Linked DNA regions of Homo sapiens: region 2 is linked to region 1. Evidence: read pairs that join two places in POLR2A ChIA-PET (ENCODE). Cell type or tissue: Caco-2. All regions are shown on one strand.

Region 1 (4,000 bases):
GCCTCTTCTCCCCTTGGGCTCACAGTGCTGCCCCACATTTCTAAAGGCCTCTCCTGATAGTTCTTGGCCATAATAAACACACCTTGGGCCCTCATTCCTCTGCTTCAGGGGTTAGGAGTGCAAGCTCTGAAGTCAGACTGCCTGGGGTTTCTTTTTTCGCTTTGTAGAGAGCGGGGTGGGGGGAGGGGGGGCTGTCTCACTGTATTGCCCAGGCTGGTCTCAAACTCTTTGACTCAAGTGATTCTCCCGCCTCGGGCCTCCCAAAGCATCAAGATTACAGGTGTGAGCCACCACACCCAGCCCTGCTTGGGTTTCAATACTGGCCTTTCTGCTTATTAACTGTGTGACCTTGGGCAAACTCCTTAACATCTGAGAACCTTAGTTTCCCCGTTTGTAACAGGGTTATAATTCTCAGCTCACAAGGTTATTGGGGTAGATCACTTCACACAGAGCATGCTTAACTAACCAGTGAGCTACTTATTATCAAATCGTAATTATTTGTTCCCAGGATTCTCTTTCCCACTAGCCCCTGAGTTTCTTTCTTTCTTTTGTGCGTGTGTGTGTGTGTGTGTGTGTGTGTGTGTTTTGTTTTGTCTTGTTTTTGAGACAGAGTCTTGCTCTCTTGCCCAGACTGGAGTCCAGTGGCACCATCTTGGCTCACTGCAACCCCCACCTCCGGGGTTCAAGCGATTCCTGTGCCTCAGCCACCTAAGTAGCTGGGATTACAGGCACCTGCCACCACACCCAACTAATTTTCATATTTTTAGTAGAGAAGGGTTTTGCCATGTTGGCCAGGCTGTTCTCAAACTCCTGTGCTCAAGCGATCTGCCTGACTCGGCCTCCCAAAGTGCTAGAATTACAGGCGTGAGCCACCATGCCCAGCCCATGAGCTTCGTGATAGGAGACTTGCTTTTCAGCTCAATCACCCCTACAATCAGCATCATTCAGCCCCGCTCCTCCTCCCCAAGCCAGCCTTGGAACAGGTCCTGCCCTTTGTTGAAATGAAATGAGGCTGAGTGTAGAGCCTCCATGGAAGCAATGTTAACAAACCTCCCTGACTTTAGAAGAAGAAATCCAGGCCAGGTGTGGTGGCTCACACCCGTAATCCCTGCACTTTGGGAGGCCGAGGCAGGCGGATCACCTGAGGTCAGGAGTTCGAGACCAGCCTGGCCAACATGGTGAAACCCCATCTCTACTAAAAATACAAAAACTTAGCCAGGTATGGTGGCTCGTGCCTGTAGTCCCAGCTACTCCAGAGGCTGAGACACAAGAATTGCTTGAACCCGGGAGGTGAAGGTTGCAGTGAATTGAGATCCCGCCACTGCACTCCAGCCTGGGCGACAGAGTGAGGCTCTGTCTGAAAAAAAAAAAAAAAAAAAAAAAAAAAAAAAGGCCAGGGAAGTTGTTTTCATTGTGGGTCAGTTTTAACATAGATCACAGATAGCTCCACAGTGTAAGGGGGCCCTCTTCCCAGAGCAGTTGACTATCCTGCTCCATGACTCCACCAACATTCTTGGAGCGCCTCATATGGGCAAAGGCTTTGCTAGGCCCTGGGGGAGGGAGTGATAAGCCCTGAACACAGATAACTGACAAGTTGTTTTTTCTTTTTTTCTTTCTTTCTTTCTTTTTTTTTTTTTTTTGAGACGGAGTCTTGCTCTGTCACCAGGCTGATGTGGCGCGATCTCGGCTCACTGCAACCTCTGACTCCCTGATTCAAGCGATTCTCCTGCCTCAGCCTCCCCAGTAGCTGGGATTACAGGCATGCGTCACACCACACCCAGCTAATTTTTGTATTTTTAGTAGAGGTGGAGTTTCACCGTGTTCGCCAGGATGGTCTCAATCTCCTGACCTCGTGGTCCACCTGCCTGGGCCTCCCAAAGTACTGGGATTACAGGCGTGAGCCACCGCACCTGGCCAGGTTGTTTTTTCTATGTAAGAGTAGATTATATCCTCACTCCCATTTACAATAGTTCAGAGCCCATTATGAACTCCAGAACTACTACAGTTCCTTTGCTGGATTGGAATTTTGTCACGAATATACTCTGTTGAATAAGGGGCATTGATCAGGCTCTGCAGACTGTCAAGGGGGATTTTGCTGCAATGCTGGGGGATTTGGGCAGGATTTTTCTTACTGTTAGCACTGCACCTTTGCATTGATTCACTGTTCTTCCAATTCTGTTTAGAAATCTGCTGTCTGGTAATCTCACTTTTGATTGCAGTTTATTTGCTTTTGGAGTATAGTGTTCATTAGGATGGTAATAGTCTGGCCCAAGAGGAGATGAGCCAGAAATACCTGTATTCTTTCCCTGGAGGGAAGAGGACTGGCTTGGCTGGGATGGGAAGATCAAGTGGGGGGAGGGGGTGTTGATTGTTCAGTTCTTTTTTTTTTTCTTTCATTTTTTCACTTTTTGGCCTATCATTCTTGTTTCCTATAACTGTTCAGTTCTGACACTATTGTTTATTTTTACTATAGTGGCATTAAAAAAAGAACCTGGGGGCCGGGCACGGTGGCTTACGCTTGTAATCCCAGCACTTTGGGAGGCCGAGGCAGGTGGATCACAAGGTCAGGAGATCGAGAGCATCCTGGCTAACACAGGTGAAACCCCGTCTCTACTAAAAATATAAAAAATTAGCCGGGCGTGGTGGCAGGTGCCTGTAGTCCCAGTTACTTGGGAGGCTGAGGCAGGAGAATGGCGTGAACCCAGGAGGCGGAGCTTGCAGTGAGCAGAGATCACACCACTGTGCTGCAGCCTGGGCGACAGAGCTAGACTTCGTCTCAAAAAAAAAAAAAAAAAAAAAAAAGAAGCTGGGCCTGGCACAGTGGCTCACATCTGTAATCTCAGCCCTTTAGGAGGCCAAGGCAGGAGGATCATGTGAGGCCAGGAGTTCCAGACCAGCCTGGTCAACATAGCAAAACCCTGTCTCTACAAAAAACTTAAAAATTAGCCAGGTGTGGTGGCATGTGACTGTAGTCCCAGTTGCTCTGGAGGCTGAAGTGGGAGGATTGCTTGAGCCGGAGTTAGAGGCTGCAGTAAGCCATGATCTGTGCCACTACACTCCAGCCTCATATTTTAAAAATAAAAAAGCTGATGATGTTGTGGAAAGTCCTCAAATAGCCCAAGTGGTCAACTGCTCTCTTGTGGGACCAGCAACCTGACACATGAGCATTTGCCAGAGTGGAAAATGGCCTTTCTGAAAGACAGAACACTCAACAACAAATATTTTTCTAAAGGATACTTGATCTTTTCCAAGTTGCTTTATTTTTTTTTTTTGAGACAGAGTCTCATTCTATTGCCCGGGCTGGAGTGCAGTGGTGTGACCACGACCCACCGCAGCCTCGACCTCCTGGGCTCAGGTAATTCTCCCTGGTAGCTGGGATTACAGGCATGCACCACTATGCCCAGCTAATTTTTTTTTTTTTTTTTGTATTTTTTGTAGAGACAGGTTCTCACTCTGTTGCCAGGGTTGGTCTCAAACTCCTGGGCTCAAGGGATCCTCCTGCCTTGGTCTCCCAAAATGTTGAGATTATAGGCATGAGCCACCACGCCTGGCTGGGGTTTTGTTTTTGTTTTTTTAACATTTGTCACATTTCACAAAGGTATTTCAGAATCTCTGAGAAAAGTGCTATAATGTCTAATGATACTTTATATTTGGACAGCACTTTCGTTTGTTTTTTTTGGCGGGGGGGGTGGGAGAAGTCAAGTAACTTACATATAGTGAAATTTACCCTTCTTGAGTATGCAGTTCAGTGAGTTTTGATAAATGTGTAATGGTAGTGTAATCACTACCACAGTCAAGACATGGACAATTTTCATTACCCCACGAAGTGCCCTCATGTGTGGTTAGAGTCAGCCCTCCCATCAGCACAGTCCTGGCAGCCACTGACCTGGTTTCTGTCCCTACTGTTTTGCCTTTTCCAGAATGTCATTTAAGTGACATCATTCATTATGGAGACTTGTTTTATTTTTTATTTTTTATTTTTTGAGAAGGAGTCTCGCTC
Region 2 (4,000 bases), 130 kb before region 1:
AAGCGTTTCTCCTGCCTCAGCCTCCAGAGCAGCTGGGATTACAGGCGCCTGCCACCACCCCCGGCTAATTTTTTTGTACTTTTAGTAGAGACGGGGTTTCACCATGTCGGCCAAGCTGGTCTTGAACTCCTGACCTCAGGTGATCTGCCTGCCTCAGCCTCCCAAAGTGCTGGGATTATAGGCGTGAGCCACCACACCGAGACTTTAAATCATTACATCTTTGCCAAATTATTGTTAAACAGTAGTTCCATAAAATTGTGGCTGAAATGATATTTGCTAGACTTTGATCTTGTACTTCTTGGGAATAAGAAATGCCACTGATGAACATAAAACTAGAACAGCAGACAGTAGTTAATACAATTACTGTCCTCAAATAAAACATGCAATCTGGATGCACAATAATAGACACCAAGAAGTCGGGGCTGAGCTTCAGGCCTCAGAATGCAGTCTCTAGAGCAGAAGATGGTGGACCTGCAGGCCAGAGCACACTCTTTATTTAAGTATAGTTCCAACCAGGCATGGTGGCTCATGCCTGTAATCCCAGCACTTTGGGAGGCTGAGGCAGGCAGATCATTTGAGGTCACGAGTTCGACCTCATGGTGAAACCCCGTCTCCACTAAAAATACAAAAAAATTAGCCAGGTGTGGTGATGCACGCCTGTAGTCCCAGGTACTTTGGAGGCTAAAGTAGGAGAATCGCTTGAACCCGGGAGGCGAAGGTTGCAGTGAGCCAAGACTGCACCACTGCACTCCAGCCTGGGCAATAGCGCCAGACCCCATCTCAAAAAAAAAAAAAAAAAAAAAAAAAGGCCGGGCGTGGTGGCTCACACCTGTAATCTCAGCACGTTGGGAGACCGAGGCAGGCAGATCATGAGGTCAGGAGATCAAGACCATCCTGGCTAACACGGTGAAACCCCATCTCCACTAAAAAAAATACAAAAAAATTAGCCAGGCGTGGTGGCAGGCGCCTGTAGTCCCAGCTACTCAGGAGACTGAGGCAGGAGAATGGTGTGAACCCGGGAAGCGGAGCTTGAAGTGAGCCGAGATCGCGCCACTGCACTCCAGCCTGGGCAACAGAGCGAGACTCTGTCAAAAAAAAAAAAAAAAAAAAAAGTTCCTTTGGAAGCAGAAGCAAAGGCAGGGCTGAGAGGAAGAAACAGGGTGGCCCTAACAAAGACCCTGAACCTCTGTGTGTGGCTTTGCAGTCAGATACAGGCCTTCACATTCCTGAAAAACCTACAGGCTTTCCTAGAAAAATGATCCAGCAGATTTCTCTTACCTGAGCACAACTGTTCGATCTTTGTCAGATTCAACTGCAGAGACTCATTGATCCAGGCCAGCATGTCATGTCGACTTAGGTTATCACTGGTCACTGACGTTGAGTATACGTTCACTGCCATCTTCTAAAGCATGGGAAGAAAAGAGAAGGGCCTGTGTTACATTAGGCATGCAAGTAAGGTCAAGTGTTTCCTAGAGAGTCACCAAAAGCAAACCTGTAGGAACACTCAATTTTATTTTATTTTATTTTATTTTATTTTGAGACAGAGTCTCACTCTGTCGCCCAGGCTGGAGTGCAGTGGCACGACCTCGACTCAACTGCAACCTCCCAAGTTCAAGTAATTCTCCTGCCTCAGCCTCCCGAGTAGCTGGGATTACAGGCGTGTACCACCACACCCAGCTAATTTTTGTATTTTTAGTAGAGATGGGGTTTCACCATGTTGGCCAGGCTGGTCTTGAACTACTGGCCTCAGGTGATCCACTCACCTTGGCCTCCCAAAGTTCTGGGATTACAGGTGTGAGCCACTGCGCCCAGCCTAGGTACATTGACTTTTTAAGCCTCACCTTCTTCCCCATGAGGCCAAACGAGAGACACTAAGATTCCAGCCACAGAATCTGGATTTCCACATACAAACATGACCTGAAATGAACTGCCCAACACCAGCCAGACTAAAATTGAGGCCCCATTTTAATGTGATTAATATACAATTCTAAACTATAAGAGGCACTAAATAAAGGGATGAGTAAGTGCTTTTATGATGGGAGGCAGATGCATAAACGAGAATGCTTTCTGTTTAGAAAACATCAGCCCAAAGTTACCCATAAAGATATCAAAATGTTACAATTTTCTTCAGATAATGGTTTTTTGTTTGTTTGTTTCTTTCTTTTTTTTTTTTTTTTGAGACAGTCTTGCTCTGGTGCCCAGACTGGAGTGCAATGGCACGATCTCAACTCACTGCAACCTCCGCCTCCCAGGTTCAAGTGATTTTCCTGCCTCAGCTTCTCAAGTACCTGGGATTACAGGCGCATGCCACCATGCCTGGCTAATTTTTGTATTTTTAGTAGAGACAGGATTTCAGCATGTTAGCCAGGCTGGTCTAGAACTCCTGACCTCAGGTGATCCACCCACCTAGGCCTCCCAAAGTGCTGGGATTACAGGCGTGAGCCACCACGCCTGGCCCGATGGGTTTTTATTAATTCCTATTTATAGTTTTCACTACTTCCCAAATTTTCCTTAAAGACTATACCTAGGCCAGGCACACTGGCACATGCCTGTAATACCAGCACTTTGGGAGGCTGACGTGGGAGGAGCGCCTGAGTCCAAGAGGTTGAGGCAGTGAGATCCTATTTCCAAAAAAAAAAAAAAAACTATAAATTCTTTCATAATTGAAAAAGTAAATCAGCTTTTCAATACCTAGATATTAAAAAGGCAGTATCAAATGACCTTACAGGTGAAGAATCCTTGTAGTTAATTCTCTGCAGAGCTACCTGGCAATGGTAGGGCATCTGTGGGCCTAAGTGCCAGATACTTCACAGACACTTGTTGTTTAACCCTGACAGCCCTCTGCAAGGTTCACTTCATGTCCCTCATTTTACAGGTGAGGACAAGAGAGGCCCTGGGGTTGGCAGGCAAGCCTGCCCAGCCCCAGCCTCCACATTCTCTTCCCTCCCTTTTCTGCTAGGCTTTCAAATTCAAAACAATAAACACACAGCAATGAGTCTAATTTTCAAATGCTAGTAAATGTGGGCGTTATTGTCTATGAGCACCAGTGTAGTCAACCGTCACTCATTCTACAAATGTTTACTAGCTCTACCGCGTGCTAGGCACTGTTCTAGGGACCAGGATACAGAAAAGCAAGAGACAAGGTGCCTGTCCACAGGGAGTTCACATTCTAGTGGTGCAAAGTCTGACACTGACCAAATACACCAACAAACATCATTTCATACCAACCACTTATGCAACGGGGTTTACGGAATGTGGTCAGAGGAAGCCTCTCTGAGATGAACAGTTGAGCTTAAGGATCAGAGAAAGAAGCAACCACATGAAGCTCTAGAGATAGGGCTCTCCAGCCCAGTGAGCAAGGAGAGCAGAGCCTGAGGTGGGAACAGAAGGAGTTAGGATTTTATTCTATTAAGAAATCCACTGTTGGGTTTGTTTTTTGAGGCAGGGTGTCACTCTGTCACCCAGGCTGGAGTGCAATGCCACAATCACGGCTCACTGCAGCCCTGACTTCCCAGGCTCAAGCCATCCTCTTGACTCATCTTCCCAAGTAGCTGGGACTACAGATGGTCACCACCAAGCCCAGCTAATTTTTTAATTTTTTGTAGAGACCAGGTCTCATTTTGCGGCCCAGCCTCAAACAATCCTCCGCCTCAGCCTCCCAAGGTGCTGGGATTACAGGCATGAGCCACCACACCCAGGCACTTTCAGGTTTTAAGTGCGGTAGAATCTTGCTCTCATTACAGTTTGAAAAAGATCACATTGACTACTAGTAGAGAACAGACAGTAGGGAGGGAAGACTCAAGATAAAGGCAGGCTAATCCAGATCTAAATCAAATCCCTGAGCAGTCACCATGAGGACACACTATGAAATACCAGAGACTTCATAGTGACCTAGACACTTAACAATTTTCTTCATTTCATAAGACAGCAACATTACCAGTGGGGAGGGGCAGGGGAAAGATGCAGAGCAATCTGGAACAATCCTGAGATCCCAGCCCCT

Evidence for each region. ChIA-PET counts read pairs that join two places held together with the same protein. Peaks named below come from ENCODE experiments on the same cell type or tissue, not always from the same donor. Only the 100,000 strongest peaks of a DNase experiment are listed, where the experiment ranks them.
Region 2: POLR2A ChIA-PET joins it to region 1 with 7 read pairs; 6 of 35 experiments call an interaction of 5 or more read pairs at or near these places.

Annotation. Positions count from the first base shown.
Region 1 is chr20:32,693,588-32,697,587 of GRCh38, reverse strand. No RefSeq gene overlaps it. Among named protein-coding and RNA genes, the nearest start is that of C20orf203, 22 kb to the right of the region's middle. In Caco-2, no CTCF peak of the experiment used is centred here; a DNase peak (open chromatin) is centred at 1,517.
Region 2 is chr20:32,823,327-32,827,326 of GRCh38, reverse strand. MAPRE1 (microtubule associated protein RP/EB family member 1) reads right to left here. Exons shown (of 7, transcript NM_012325.3): 2 at 1,279-1,402. The coding sequence starts at 1,399. Among named protein-coding and RNA genes, the nearest start is that of MAPRE1, 5.4 kb to the right of the region's middle. In Caco-2, no CTCF peak of the experiment used is centred here; no DNase peak of the experiment used is centred here.